3 separate regions of the Homo sapiens genome follow, and regions 1 and 3 are each linked to region 2. Evidence: read pairs that join two places in POLR2A ChIA-PET (ENCODE). Cell type or tissue: CD4-positive, alpha-beta T cell. All regions are shown on one strand. Each heading gives the region's core, and the rest is flanking DNA. Links, peaks and the distances in the headings are about the cores only.

The links. Peaks named below come from ENCODE experiments on the same cell type or tissue, not always from the same donor. Only the 100,000 strongest peaks of a DNase experiment are listed, where the experiment ranks them.
Region 1: POLR2A ChIA-PET joins it to region 2 with 6 read pairs; 2 of 35 experiments call an interaction of 5 or more read pairs at or near these places.
Region 3: POLR2A ChIA-PET joins it to region 2 with 7 read pairs; 1 of 35 experiments calls an interaction of 5 or more read pairs at or near these places.

The regions. Positions count from the first base shown.
Region 1 is chr7:36,690,508-36,695,916 of GRCh38, reverse strand. All of the region lies in intron 1 of AOAH (acyloxyacyl hydrolase), which reads left to right. Among named protein-coding and RNA genes, the nearest start is that of AOAH, 31 kb to the left of the region's middle. In CD4-positive, alpha-beta T cell, for the core only: no CTCF peak of the experiment used is centred there; no DNase peak of the experiment used is centred there; H3K27ac peaks cover 614 bases.
Region 2 is chr7:36,773,893-36,779,301 of GRCh38, reverse strand. No RefSeq gene overlaps it. Among named protein-coding and RNA genes, the nearest start is that of AOAH, 52 kb to the right of the region's middle. In CD4-positive, alpha-beta T cell, for the core only: no CTCF peak of the experiment used is centred there; DNase peaks (open chromatin) are centred at 2,061, 3,431 and 3,831; H3K4me3 peaks cover 1,138 bases; H3K27ac peaks cover 257 bases.
Region 3 is chr7:36,935,282-36,940,690 of GRCh38, reverse strand. All of the region lies in intron 16 of ELMO1 (engulfment and cell motility 1), which reads left to right. Among named protein-coding and RNA genes, the nearest start is that of MIR1200, 19 kb to the right of the region's middle. In CD4-positive, alpha-beta T cell, for the core only: no CTCF peak of the experiment used is centred there; a DNase peak (open chromatin) is centred at 2,330.

The DNA of each region.
Region 1 (5,409 bases), core at 316-5,315, 84 kb after region 2:
GTAAGAGCTAAAACTATAAAACTTCTAAAAGGAAATCTCCGTGACATTGAATGAGGCAAAGATTCTTAGCACTGTCCAAAAGGAAATGTTGATAAGTTGTACTTTATCCAATTTAACCACTTTGCTCTCCGGAAAGCATCATTACAAAACCAAAAGATTAGCCACAGATTTGGAAGCAATACTTGCAAATCCCATAGATGTTAGTATAGCAATGATTGTTTTAATTAACATGATTGATAATTTTCAATTTGGAAGGATGCTGTTTTAATATATGTAGTGTGGCACTTAGGAGAATATAAATTTTAAAGTAAAATAGTTCAGAATTTGAATCACTGGTTAGCCACTGCTGATCTGAAAGGATTAAAGTACATTGTTTAACCTTTCTGGGCCTCAGATTTCTAAGGAAATGTGGAAAGAAGCAATCTTATGAGAACATTGTGAAGATTAAATGAGATAGAATTTGTAAAAAACGCCTAGCAGACATCCTGAAACACAAAATGGTATTCTAGAAATTTTCATATTTCATGTTGTTCCAAAAAGTATTAAGGTAGAAGGCAGCTATTAAGAAACATATTTAATAAGTTATGTTTGATAAAGTAGAATTTGCTTTTTTCTAATTATAAAAGAATGCATGGTTTTCACAGAGATTTGGATATAGAAGAGTACTTTTAAAAAATATAATCAATTGCAATTCCCAAATCCTGATGATCACTATTGATATTTTGGTATTTTGGTATATTTTCTTTCAAAATTGTCTAGGTATACATTTGTGGGCTTTGGATCTTCTTCTATTCTTTTGTTATATTTCTAAATTTGAACAGTTAAATAGACAGTCAATGAAACAATTGCGAAAATTTTGGCAGTAGTAAGCATTTGTTGTCAGTTGAAAACTTTCCACCTTAGCAAGTAGGTTTGTGTATAAAGACAGAATAATATTGGGCAGAGTGTAAAATTATTTCTCTCTCTCTTTCTCTCCCTCTCTCCCTATCTATTTACCTATATATCCATTCCATCCATCATCTGTCTATCCTCTTTGAAACCATTCATCCATCAATCTATCCATCCACTCATCCATTCATTTTTCTATCATCTATCCCATTCTCTATATCTTTTTATGTCTAACTATTGGCCTTAGAATGCAAATATTGAAGTGAGTTGAAAAATGAAGTTACATTCTTCTGAAAGAAAAAATCGATTGATTAATTTCTTTAATAATAAAATATGGATTTGTCATTTTGGTTTATACAGAGGACATTTTTTATAACTTGAATGAAGTAAATCTCAGCTCCAACATTAGACAAAAATGTATATAAAGCACACCTTAAGATAAAGGATTTTTTTTAAAATATAGTATAGACAAAAGTGTATTGAAAAGGACAATATTTTCATTATCCAGTTATTTCTGAGTGGTTTTTTGTTCTGTTTTGAGATGGAGTTTTGCTCTTGTCACCCAGACTGGAGTGCAATCTCGGCTCACTGCAACCTCCACCTCCCAGGTTCAAGCTATTCTTCTGCCTCAGCCTCCCAAGTAGCTGGGATTACAGGTGCATGCCACCACACCTGGCTAATTTTTTGTATTTTTAACAGGGACAGGATTTTGCCATGTTGGGCAGGCTGGTCTCAGACTCCTGACCTCAGGTGATCCGCCCGCCTCAGCCTCCCAAAGCACTGGGATTACAGTCGTGAGCCACCACACCTGGCCCTGAGTGCATTAGGCTTTCACAGGGTCTTGCTAAGTAAAATAGTAACTGCGATAAATTTTTTTGCATACTCCCCCCACAAAAAAATGAGAAAGTAAAAGATGATTGATTTAACGTATTTTTATAAGTCAGGTAGTATCTAGTTCTTTGCTTCCAGTAAAATGGAAGGGGAACTTAATGAAATTGTCAGTTTATAGACCATTTAAAATAATGTTCAATGATAGTTCACTCCAACATGTTTGGCATTTACCTCAGAAGAAGTTCAAAGAATTCTGTGACATTGCTATATCAAAGGTCCTTCAATTCTGATCTATTTATTCAAGTAAACATGTTTCTCAGTACTTACGTGTTTAACAATGAAAAAGAGGAACAAAAGTGATGCTGAACTTTGTCACTTTACATGAATAAGTGGTATTTCTCAACAGACATAGGTACCAATTAAAAAGTCTCAAAAATGTCATTAAGAGGTGCAATTCCAATAACATTTTACCTTTATCGCCTAATAATAGTTTATCAAATTGGCAATCTGTTGCTTAGATAAGCTAATTTTACTAACAAAGAAAGCTCAATCCAGACTCCAAACTTGAAGTATCACAGGAAATTAAAATTTTTAAGTTTTATACACGTTTTTAGTATTGAGATCAATACTAATACTTTATTGATCAATAGTGTGATCAAAAAAATAATTTCAACTATAAAAATACATTAAATTTGGATAAAATTCTGTGGTTGAAGAAGAATTCAAGGAGGTGGGCTTTTCAATTCAAGAAGAGGAATTATCAATGCAAAATTAATCAGTGTGAAATAAGATTAAAGTCTCATTTTTAAGTGGATGAGACTAGGTAGAAGTCACTATAGTATTTAGATACCTTTGGATACACATAGAAGGTTACTGTAACAGTTCCACTGTAATATTTACAGTCTGTCCAAATTTATATCTTTTGTAACTAGATAGATATCCATTAATAATTTCTTGATATCCATTAAAATGTGTAAGTTTGTAGTTTTTCAAATTTATTTTAGAAGATACAGAGCAAAACATTGAAAACCATTAGTTCACAGTCTGCACTCTAGACTACTTCTTGAAGCCTATAGTCTGTAGTATGGCCTTCAAGGTGCTTCACAATCTAGCCCCTTCCTACCTCTCTCACTCTTCCATTCCCACTGACTCTGAATTTTAGCCTTGGCCAACTCTTCTATTTCTTACCTCCAATTCTTAAAAAATCCTACACTTTTTTAAGAGTAGGAAAGCTTTTTCTCCTTTTTCTGATGAATGAGTTCCTCCTATCCCTTAAGACTCAGCTCCTCTGAGAGGCTATCACTGAGAGATTACACCAGTGTGTCCCCAAAGCACTACCAGGTTCCTCTATCACAATACTTACGGGTTTCTGGGATTGTTTATTTAGATATCAGTTTGCCCCACCTGTCTGTGACTTCTTTTATTCATATGTGTCTCTTCAAGCTTCTGGGCACATAGTACGTGCTGAAAAGTACACGTTGAATAAATGACAGGATGAATGTGTCCTGACATCTTCACTTTCATTTTTAGTATATTTCTAAATCAGCTAAACCAGTCACCTTATGTCTCTTAACACAGCCTGCTCATTTCTTCTCACGCCTTGCTTGGGCTTTGCTCACTTATCAATGCCCTAAGCCTTTGTTTTCACCACTAATTGCCCAAAACAGTGCCTCTCTGGTTGACAATGTTCTTGGCAACGTTGGCAATTTTGAACCCACTGAGCATTTTCTCATAAAAAAAAAATGTTTCAAGTAGTAGTTAGGTTAGGCCACAGAGTCTAATCTACTCAAATGTAATGAAAACACTAGTTGTCTGCAATAAAAGAAGATTCAGCCCTATGAAAGTAAAAATGTTGTTGATAATGCAACATATTTTTCAAAGATGAGCTTCTGTGCCTTTATTTTTCAAAGAGTTCGTGGAGAAGATGTGTCTTCCCTGTGGTGGCCTTAGTAGACGGGAGAGGAACTAATGTTTGCTAAATGCCTGCTCCATGCCAGGCACCATGTGCATTTTATGTGTGGTATCACGTAAGCCTCATGACACTTTTGCCAGATGTACAGATAGCCTTTGCTGTATTACAAACCACCCCACACTTACACAACCATCATTTATGAGCCCAAGATATTCTGTGAGCTGGGCACAGTTGGATAATTCTTCAGTTGGTCTCCTGGGGCTCACTCCTGCAGCTGCGCTCAGCTGGTAGATGATGAAATGGCAGGGACAGGGTGATCTGGAATGATCTAGGTGATCTGCTGGCTGAAGCACCTCGGTTTTCCGTCATGGGGCCTTTCCAGCAGGTTGGCTCAGGCTCACAGCTGCAGTGTCAAAGAGGGCAAAAGTGGAAGCTGAAAAGCTGTTGGAGGACTCAGTTACAATCTGACACACTGTCCCTTCCTTCACATACTGGTCAAAGCAAGTCACAAGGCCAGATTCAAAGGGCTGGGATATAGACACCATCACTTCATGGGAGGAAGTGCAAAAACTATGTGGCTGTTTCCAATATACCAAACAAGGGGCATTGTTATTCCATTCCATGGGTGCCAAAATCCTACCAAATGCACCAATTCATAAGTAATAGAAGGGGTATTTGAGTCCAGGTCTCTCTGACCTCCCAATTCTTCTACTCTCTACTATACCAGAGCACCTTAGGTAGCCTTCCTTTTCCTCCTTTCCATTCTCTTTCTCCTCCTTTGTCTCTCTCTATCCATGTCCAGACTCTAAGATGAGGAAGCAGAAGAAAGAAAGGGTAAGGTGCAATGAGATTCACACCGGCGTTGTGTGCCATGCTCTCTGAGTAACTAGCATCTTAGGGAAACAAGGCCAGCAGTAAGATACATTTTAGGTGATTATTTTTACACCTTTCTTTCTTCTTTTCTTTTCACCAAATATTGTGTTCAAGTCTCAATTTCCCCTGTTACTAGCTGTATACTTGGCAAGGTACTTATCCACTCAGCCTCCATGTGCTCATCTGTAAAATGAGAGTAATAATTCGTAGATCTATGAGTTGTTGTGAAGTTTGAATGAGATAATAATATATGCAAAAAACATTTTGAAAACCGTAAGGTACACTCTAGCAATGTGATGAATTATTCATGCTTCTACTCAGGGTCAAAAAGGAAGTATAGTCATGCTGACTGTGGCTCTGACAACTGCCAGGTGCTTTCAAGGCTTTTCAGCAAAGTGTGGGTTTCAGACAAATGGGAAATCTAATAGACCACTCTCTGCAGTTGGCTGTATTTCCAGCCAGCACAGATATGATTATAATTAGAGTTTCAAGAGCCTGTTTCACATCAAAAGGATTCCTTGGCCCAGTCTGCAGTCTACCTGAGGTATGTGGCCAGATGTGATCCCTCTGGCAGCTGTTTTTATTCGGGCCCATTTGCTTCTTTTCCTGTGCTACCAGGAGTGTCTGTTTCTATTGTACTCATTATTTTCAGATACCAGGTGAGAAGAGATTTTCCATATGTGAGATTTCAGATGGTGACCACTGAGCAAAATGCATAGCTCTCGCCCCCTCTTCTCACTTCCTAAATGAACAGCAACTCTGACAAATTCACTTTAACAGAGCCAGGTCTTTTATTAGCAGCCAGAGAATAGTCTGTAATGGGAGGAATTACTCTGCCCGTGCATCTCTCCCAGGAAAAACATTCGTTAGCCTGTCAAGGAAGCGAAACCTCTTATTAGAAACTG
Region 2 (5,409 bases), core at 132-5,131:
TGATGAAGTTTGCACCTTACTTGCTTAAAAGAAAATTGCTTGCCCCAGACTTCTTCACTTTCTATGTCCTTAAGCTGGAACACAAATGGCCATGGCCCATCCCTACCTGCAAAGGTAGAGGAACAACATGGCTCCCAAACATCATCATACAGCAAAGCTACCTGCCAACCTTGGCCTGCTGGATGGTTGCATGAGAGGGAAATAAAAAGCTATCTCATTTGGGCCACTGTATTTTGGGGTCTTTTAATACTCTGCTCCAGTCTTTGCCCTAAATAGTAAACCTGCTTTTTCATTATGTCTTTGTTTTTCTCTTCTCCAGTTGGATTCTATGTCCCATCCATACCAGACAAGTTGCATTCTCCAAATGCTGTGTACCCTCTTGCCCTTCATGTTTATGCACATGCTGTTCCCTCTGCCTAGAGTGTGTTCCCATTTTTCTCTGCCTGAATAACTCCTATTCATGCCTTAGGACTCTGCTGAGGCATCAACTTCCATTTGAATCCTTTTCTAACATACCCCTACACCAACACTGTACACATACACTCCTCTTTGCTCCCACAGCATCCTCACAAAGTCCTGTGATCACTGGTTTACCTATGTGTCTTCCCTTTGTGAGCATCTTGATGGCAAGAGCTATCTTTTATCTCTGACAAGGTCACAAGCCAAAGAATGTGGGCATCTTCTTGAAGCTAGAAAAGGTAAGGAAATGGATTCTTCCCAGCACCTCCAGAAACGGACATAGCTAACCTCTTAATGTTAGCCCAGTGAAACCCATTTTGGACTTCTGGCCTCTGAACATAAGATAATAAATGTGTGTTTTCTAAGCCATGAGATTCATGATAATGTGGTGCAGGAGCAATAGGAAGCCACTAGAAGTATTATCAACTGAATAAACTTGGATAAGTTAGTGAACGTCCCTAAACCTCAGCCTCCTCCTATAATATACAAATAAAATTCACTCCCTGGTGGTGAGTATTGAATTAGATCATTGATATAAAAAGGTTGGCAAAGTGTTTGACATGTAATGAGTGTTCCATAAAGGGTTGTTATCCTTAGTAATATCATCATTAGAATCATCATTACTATTATTGTTTACTAATTTGCCTGGTACATCTGGGGTAGAAAGGAAGAAAGAGACAGAGAAAAAGAGATAGAAAGTAAAATAACAAAAGCCTGCTTTGGAAACCTGCAGGCATATTTGGTTTTAGCTCTTTTGCAATGTGTCTTCTCAACTCACAGAGTGTCTTTCATTTCCTTTTGCTTTCTCTCTCTTGGTTGAGGTAGAAAGATCTATTTTAAATTTAGTCATTTCAAAGTCTCCTTGGCATCGCATAAATGTCGCACCATTAAATATATATTCAATGAGTGCTCAAGCAGGCTGGCTTCCTCGCCAAGAAATGGAGCACTGGAGGTGGGCAGGTGAGACACGACAGACAGCACACCTGCCCGTAGGCTCTGCTGTCCTTACCTACGAGGATTACATTTTCTGAGCTCCAAATGAGGATGTGTGGTCTGACAAACATTTTTTCTCCTGCATTTTAATTTGTTTGTCTGAAAAGGCTGTCACAGACATTAAATTAAATCACATGAAATTCAGTGAATAAGCTTTAATGTGAAGACAAAATTCATGCAAAAATTCAGAAAAAAATATATATCAGTTTTTATAGTATTTAAATTTGAATTACTTGCTACTGTCTAGAATGCAAGGTTTGATTGACACAATGCTGGGTTTTTGCTTTGCTTTGCGTTTCTCTGGTCAGGTGGCCCCTTCTTCAACTCTTTTTCTCTGAGGCATGCTTTTTCCATTCAAATCAGAACCCCACCTTCCCATTAAAGAAACAGGTATGTGATGCTGAGCTCGGCCAGTGATTGGTCCCATGAATGGCACACAATCCAAATGGCGCGAATTCCCTACAGACAGATGAAGAACATGACTTTCTCTCCTCTTGAATAGCAAGTAGTGCAGATGTACATAGAACCTGTTGCCTGCCACGCTTGCTACCACAAAAAGGAAATGCATCTGCAGGAAGTGAAGGAAGCCAAAAACCAGAAGGAAGTAGGGCTGAGAAATGTACAGGAGAAAAAAAAACCCTAATGACACCTTTGAGCCCTCAACCCCAGCTTCACCTGGCGTCACTCACTGCCTCATACTGCTCCGCACACGAGCTGATAAATCTTTTTTGAGTAGGATTTCTGTCACTTGAAATGGAAAAATGGAAAGAGCCCTGGCAAATACAGAGTCATTGCAAAAATATTGTCAAAAGGAGACCTTGGAAGAAACAAGCCCAGAGGTGAGGAAAACAGGCACAGGAAGAGGGAAGAGTGGACAGAGCAGGCAGTAAGATAAAGTGGGAGGAGAATGAGGCTCAGAGTCAGGACCCCAGGGTTAATGTTCCAGCTCTGCCCTTACCAACAGCAGGACCATTAGTGATGCTGCAGCATTTTAGTTTGATGGTCTTCAGAGGGGAAGACTGGGCTTCTGCCGCCATACAGAACATGGAGAGCTGTGGGAGGCTCACCTGGGATAGTAAATGTGAGCACTCTTTGCATTAAAAATGTTAAATGCTTACAGATGGCACTTATTACACGGAAAGCAGCACATTTTAAAAGACTATGATGGAAACAGACTAGAAATGAAAAGGTAGGATTTAAGTAGCTGAAATCTTAAGAGAGGAATATGGAAATCAGTTAATGATTAGATCTCCTTTAAAGTATCTAAAGGGCAGACTTTCTGCTGAATGTCAGTGGCTTGAGTAAAAATACATGCAAAATAAAACATGGAAAAACTAGAAAACAATTCTAAGGCTGTGTATGTGATAGGAATGGGAAGAGAGAAAAAGAGAGGGAAACCAGCATTTGCAAGGTGTCTGCTATATCTGAAACCCTAGGTATCATATATACTATCTCACTTCATCCATGAAGCAACACTACAAGAATCAGGTATTACTGTCCTTATCATATATTTGAGGAAAATAAGTCTCAGAGCTTACATTCAAGCTCAGGTCTTATGATTCTATAACCGAATCACTAGACTACACCAATACCCAGATAATACATTTGAAACTAGAGTTTGGGGGTTAGATGGAGATATGCTTAGTTTGCTTTCCAGATTATAAGAACCAATCAATCAATATTTTAAAGAAGGCTAGAGTTTACTTAAATAAAAACATTTAGTTGTGAATGGTTTTCTGCTGGATTGAAAGTCTAGTGCTTTTATTAGCCCCTAAAAATGTGTTTATCTTTACCTCAGTGTCAAGAATTGTGAAGGGTCTGGGAATTTACCCTACTTAGAAGCTAATAAGCTAGCCTGTTACTATTTTATCAATGTTAGTAGAAGACATAAGACTCCTCAGCCAGAGACAAAGGACTTATTACTCATGGCAAAAAGGGAACCACAATTTCATGTTGGTTTGTATCTGTTGCTTCCCCATACCCACTCTCCAAAGTCCCGTGAGAGTGACAGAGAAACCCCTTGGGGTGCCTGAATATGCCATGGGTTGCATTACAGTAGGGAAACACTGAAATTAGAGGATTCATTGCTTTTACTGTGAGTGGAAGCAAGCCTGTTCTTTGTCTGGGGTAAGATGTTGTCTTAGTCCATTTGTGTTACTATAAAGAAATACCTGAGGCTAGGTAATTTATTTTAAAAAAATAGGTTTATCTGGCTCACAGTTCTTCAGGCTGTACAAGAAGGCTGGCACCAGCATCTGCTTTTGGGGAGGCCTCAGGAAGCTTCCATTCATGGTGGAAGGTGAAGGGGAGCCAGCATGTACAGAGATCACATGGCCAGAGAGGAAGCAAGTAGGGAGGTGGGTGCTGTGCTCTTTTTAACAACCAGCTCTTGGGGGAAGTTCCACAGGAACAAGAGCAAGAACTCACTCATTACTATGAGAATGCCCCCAAGCCATTTATGAGAGATCTGCCCTCATGACCCAAATACCTCCCACTAGGACCCACCTCCAGTATTGGGGATCAAATTTCAACATGAAGTTTGAAGGGGTAAACATCCAAACTATAGCAGATGCTGTCTCATTTCTCAAGATTTCCTGTTGTAAACACAGCTCTGAGAAATGGCCCAGATAATGAGTGGTCAGGCCCTTGCATTGTTGGCATGCCCAGTAGGAGTGCATAGGGAGGCTTGGGGCCATGGTGGATTGCCTCTCCCAGCACCGAGTCCTTCCTTTGGCAACACTGAGCTCCTGATGCCTTCTTGTCCTCTTCAACTACAATTTCATTCCTTCGCTCTCTACTGGAACCATCCTTGCACAGATTTCTTATAGCTGTTTCTCTTTATATTTTCAGATATCTCTCACTTTATTCCCAAAGTTCTTAGAAACGCTTTCTTCATGCCTCCCCCTCAGCACCAGCGTGATACCTTTGTGATGTATTAACTTGGCTGGGCTGGACTACAGCCCCAGAATTCCCTTTCTAGTATGTTTGCAGTCAGGGCAGGCTACAGGGCATATTCTTTCATGGAGTAGGAGGACAGAAGGGAGGAAGCAGTTGCTTTTCCATGTTGTCCCAGTTCTGCAATCTAACACTAATCTAGATGCTACTGTGAAGGGATTTTACGGATAGAAAGTACCTAATCAGTTGACTTTAAGTTCATCAGAAGGGAGATTATTCAAAGCAGACCTGTCTCAGTGAGTTGGAAGCCCTTTAAAAAAGGGCTTAGGGCTTTCCTGGGCTAGAGGCTGCACCCAGTTGCTGACCCTGCAGGTGCCCTCCATTCCCCTTGGATCTTCCTTTTTGACTGACTGCCTGGGGATAGCAGTTCCACCCTGTGCGTATGGGATTCCAGCCTGCTGGTGGTTCATCCTTCCCGTCTACCTGCCCTATGGACTCTGGGCTTGCCAAACCCATTCCTACAACATGCAAGCCAATTTAATGTTTATAATGAACATGTATAATCAAAATACATACCCTATTGGATTTGCTTCTCTGACTGAATCCTGACCAATTCATGCTGAGACTTAATGGAAACTGTGCATTTGATGAGACTGAGACCTTCCTGCCAATCCAACAATATTCTCAGTCTTTATTCTGCATGACCTCTCTATTAACATCTTCTCTTTAAATCACTTTTCCCTTGGAACTGGAAGTACCCTTCAGACTATCTTCCTAGCCACTCCTCCCTCCCTCTCTGTCTCTCTCTCCTTTTATGCTTCCTCTTCTATTTCTTTAATTTTTTTTTTTTTTTTGAGACAGAGTCTCACTGTGTCGCCCAAGCTGGAGTGCAGTGGCACGATCTTGGCTCACTGCAGCCTCCATCTCTTTTGTTCAAGCAATTCTCCTGCCTCAGCCTCCTGAGTAGCTGGGGCTACAGGTGCGTGCCACCACGCCCTGCTAATTTTTGTATTTTTAGTAGAGAAGGGGTTTCACCATGTTGGCCAGGATGGTCTCGATCTC
Region 3 (5,409 bases), core at 264-5,263, 160 kb before region 2:
TAATAGTTGTCAATTAACTAATATTTCATGAACATCTATGTGCTAGGCAATTTGCATTGATTACTATACTCAATATTCACAACAGAACTCTGAAGTAGATACATGTCCCCTCCAAAAAGAAACTGAGGCTTTAAGAATTTATAAGTATCTTGCCCAGTATCAGAACTAATATTCTAAACTACAATTGTATCTTGCCCAAGCCTGTGCTTTAAATCACTAAATTACCCTCTTAAGGGCTAAAGAATATACAAATACCTGCAACCCAAAAGGGCAGCCTCAGAGGAGCTTTGGTAGTTCCCTATTCTCCTTAAGTCCCACTGTAGAAATAATCACCCCTAGGAATGAAAGACTTGAATACTACTACTCACTTGCTTTCTCACATACAGTGTGAGTGTAGAAGGCTCTCCTTGGCCTATTCTATCTAAGGTTGCTTTCACCAGATTTGCCCCAGTGTGACTGTAAGCCCTTGTTAAGCTTGGGTTAATTGCCAATTTAGGCAAGGTTCTCATTTAGAAAGTCCCTTCAGGGAAAGCAGCCTCAGAACTAGGAGATGGTTGTCTATTTACTCTTCACTCACCCAGCTGCTAATGGGGTTAGGGGAATGGCAACAACATATGCCACTCCAGATTCTTCCCGTTTACAAAGTCTTGATCATTTCCACACCCAAAATCCTGTCAATTGCCACCTGTGGAGTCAGGCAATAAAACCAACCAGTATTTATTGAGCACACGTCACATGTAAGGATAAGGTGTGTGTTATGAATTCATTCATACTGGTTTGCTTTTGCCAGGAGCATACAGTGTTGTGAAGAATAAAACAGGAAATTTGTTTTCTTATTGTGGGTCAGATGCCACTCCACGCATGCCTCCGGCCAGCCACTTGGCCCCTCTGCCTCCCAGATCCCTGAGCAGTGAAAGCAGGAGGGTGGGCTTTTGCAATTCCTGCTCTCTCCTTGTCGGCCTGGCTTTCTGAGAGTGGGGCACCCCCCGCCATCCCAGGGAAAGGGTTGATCTGCACTTTGAACATGGGAACCCTTGTCTATATGTGGCATGGTCCAGAGCCACAGCAATGCTTCCCATGTATTCTGTTCACCACTTCATCTCTGAGAATATTTTAAAAATGTAGTTCTTGGTTAAGTGAGCTGAATCAAAACATATCCAAGTTGGAATAGGATCTACTCTGTGTAGACTTGCTGGAAGTGAAACACACAGAGCCTGCGGGAAGAGTTGTTCTATGAGTACTTGAGCCCCCAGCCTGACTAGGTTAAGTCTTCTATGAGTACATGAACCCCTAGCCTGACTAGGTTAAGTCTTCTATGAGTACATGAACCCCTAGCCTGACTAGGTTAAGTCTTCTATGAGTACTTGAGCCCCCAGCCTGACTAGGTTAAGTCTTCTATGAGTACTTGAGCCCCCAGCCTGACTAGGTTAAGTCTTGGAGCAGATCTTAGACTCTGTCTTCGGTAAGTGGCCAAGTCTTTGGCCTTTGTATGCTGTGGCTAGGAGATAAAAAAAAAAAAACTCATTTCTTAAATGTGTTAAAATACAGTTATGTCCATAGTACTTTAGGGGTTAGTCTCTATTTGTATTAGCTTAAACAATTTTGCAGGTAAATACATGTTCATTTTTTTTTTAATTAGCAATGTCTATAGCTTTGTTTTTAAGAGACAAGGTCTTGCTCTGTCACCCAGGCTGGAGTGCAGTTGTACGATTATAGCTCACTGCAGCCTGGAACTCCCTGGCTCAAACAATCCTCCCACCTCAGCCTCCCGAGTACTTAGGACTACAGGCATGCACCACCATGCCCAGCTAATCTTTGATGTTTAAATCAATTGAATTTTTTGAAAATTGACGTCACTGAACAAAATAGACAAAAAAATCTCTCTCATGGACCTTACATTCTAGGTAGCCATTGATGACAACTAAAATAGAGAAATAGGATTTTCCCATCCAAGAACACAGTATCCAAAATGAAGAAACTGTAATAAAGGCCCTCTTAGCTCATGCATCAGGAGTTGGCAGCTGATTAGTTAATTAAAAAGTTGATGACAGTGGTTATGGTTAATCATAATATGATATATGCATACCTTAAATATTTTATTTTAACTTAAAACATACAAATGCATGTTAAATCACCAACTTTTTAATGTGAGACTCAAGCTTTTTCTTAAATTTGCAGATTGGAGTTTCTAATTACCATTCTTAGATAAACCATGCCAAAAAGACATCATCTGTGATTTCCAGTTTCAGTTTTCTTAAAGTGGAACAAGCTCTGAAGACACTTTTGAAGTTATCTAAGTACAATCTCTTCCAGTTTTCTGTGGTTGACCCACCCACATGTGGTTCAACAGCAGGTTTGGCTTGGTTTCAGCAACTTGTTTTTATCCAGTCTTTCAAAGCATTCAACTTGGAGCTTTTTCTACTCATATTTCATCAGTGTATATAATATGCAATCAAATTACATAATTACAATGACAACTATAACTGGAAGAAACACATTTGGAGACAAAGATCCCTAAATCTCACATCTCAGCTGGTGGGAGCAGAAACCCAGGGGCATTCCAGCATCTTGACTGTGAGCTTGGAGTGTCAGCCTGGGCAGCAGTCAGTATATTTTAGAAAAAGGATGGAGGATGTTTCATAAACTGGCAAGTCTGTTATGGTGGCCGTCTTTTAAGAGGACTCCTACTGTACTCCTGGATGCGACCATAAGCAGACATTATTTGCAGCTTCTAGAATAGTGTTTCTCAGCCTGAGTTCTGTGGCACCTGGCAGTTCCATGAGTGGCCTCAGGGGCCACTAGAGAGTGTTAGCAGCAAGTCTGAATCCCTCCAGCTTCCTTCAGCTGTAGGAGCTCCACTTTTGTTTTATACCTCTCACTGTTGCATTTAATTTTATTCAAATAAAAAGACTGAGCAAACCATTATTATTTTTAAACAACGGGTATTGTGGTGCTTTTAGGGAGGAAATCTTAGACTATTAGCAGTAGCATACACTATTGTCAATAGAGGACATCTGATAACAGTCTGAAATCCTTTAAAGAGACAAGGGATTTTAAATGTCTGGTTTACACTTGATTTTCTTCCATTACATGTTTCTGAATAAGCACTGTGTTCATTGCTTAGGGCTGCTGTAACAAAGTACTACCAATGAGGAGCCTTCAGACAACAGGAAATTATGGTCTCATAGTTTTGGAGGCTATGAGAAAGTTATGGTCTCCTAGTTTTGGAGCATGGCTCACAGGGCCTTGCTCTGTCTGAAATCTGCAGGGGAATCTCTCCTTGCCTTTCACAGGTTTCTGTTGAATTGCTGGCCATCCTTGGCATTTCCTCGCTTGCAGCTGCATCACTTCAGTCTCTGCCTTTGTTGTCACGTGGCGTTCTCCCTGTGTGACTGTCTTCATATTGCCATCTTCTTATAAGGACGCCAGTTATACTGGACTAGGGGCCAACTCTGCTCCAGTATGACTGCATCGTAACTAATTACATCTGCAATGGCACTGTTTCCAAATAGTGTCACATTCTGAGGTACTGGTGTGAGGACTTCAGCATATCTTTTGGGGGGAGCAAAATTAAAACCATAACCGGTGCTAAAGATTTGTTGAATATAGTTCTTTCCCCTGCCCCTAGAGACTGCCAAAAATAAAACAAAGCCTCCCAACATTTAAAATGCCAGTGATGTCCCTGTGCCCGAATAAAACTGAAGTAGATCCCTGGGAGAACCCCCTAATTGAGGTGAAGCAGTGTGGCCCAAAAAAGAAACTACAATAAAAGGAAATACCATATTTTCAGTGCTTACTCTATACTTAATCCTGTGTTAAGCACATTCTTTTTTTAATGTATCTTCCCCAAAATCCTAACAGATATCTTTAGCTTTTCATATGCTTTCATTTGTAAGCAACAGAAAACCAAACATTAATGGTCTTTAAGAAGAAAATGGGCCAGATTCGGTGGCTTACACCTATAATCTCAACACTTTCGGAAGCCAAGAAGGAAAAATGGCTTGAGGCCAGGAGTTTGAGACCATCCCAGGTAACATAGACCCCATCTCTACAAAAAATACAAAAATTAGCCAGGCATGATGGTGCACACCTGTAGTCCCAGCTCCTTGGAAGACTGAGGCAGGAGGATCACTTCAGACTGGGAGGTGGAGGCTGCAGTGAGCCATGATTGCACCATGGCACTCCAGTCTGGGCAACAGAGCGAGACCCCCATCTCTAAAAAATAAAACTAAAAAATCGAGAGAAGAAAATGTGTTGGCTCTTTAACTAGAAGCCAGACTAAGGTAGAATTCAGGGCCAGCGTAATCCAGGGGTGGTAGCCCATTTCCCCATGATTCCCTGGGCTCTTCCCTCCTCTGTGTGGCAGCTTTATTGCTCAGTGGCTAGTAAGGGGGTGGCAGTAGTGAGGGACATTTGCACACCACATCATCCCATGGAAGAGACAGGGGTCTCTTCAGAATGTGATCCCAGAAGGATGGAAAATAATTACAGAAACACTGAATCCACCCTCTGCTTGGTCCTTGGCTTGAATTTGTGCCCACTTCTATTTCTGAACCAAATACTGTCACAGTAAAAGGAGTTGCACTCAGACCAATCAGGGCTACCTCTGGAGGTGGGTGGGGTGGTCAGCATTCACTCAGGTGCTAGGGCTGCCTGGAGGGTGAGTGGACACCTGAATAAAACAGGGTCCTCTTAGGAAGGAGGAGGGGGCAATCTTAGGTAAGCAACCAACAGTATGCACTGCAGCAGGCCCAGGGTACAGATGAAATCACTCAGATTTAGGGAGTCGCTCACTTCTTTCCAAAATCACACAGCTTGTAAGTGTTAGATGAACATTCAAGACCAAATGGCTTTGACTTTTTCTTGTCTAGCATACCACCACCTATTCTCTTACTGGAGGGGCCAGCCATTTTCCTAGGCTTTTTGGAGTAGTAGTGTAGTCTTAGCTTATTAGAAATGGCCTTCAAAACCCTCAGCTGTGCACCTTATAGTAAGAGCATTAAGAGCCTCAAAATGTGTGTGCCCCTTTGAATGAAAAACGCTGTTGTGGTGTCATTGAGTGTTGAGAGAGAATTCTGGGGGTGCCTGTGCTGGGAGAATGCCCCACCTGAATAGACAGCCTCAGTAGAACCACTCACTAAATGGTTTGCCTCCTTTTGTGCCTTAATGCACTTTGATCAAGATATCAGATAGGTTGCATCATCAGATAAGGATGGCAACAAAAAACAGAGCTGCTCTCCTCAACTTTGCAATTAGGCCAGTAGAGTACTAGTATTTTTTTTTAGAAGGGACAAGGCTGTTTTAGTCCTTTACGTGTGGCTGATAAAGATATATGCAAGACTGGGCAATTTACAAAAGAAAGAGGTTTAATGGACTCACAGTTCCACATGGCTGGGGAGGCCTCACCAT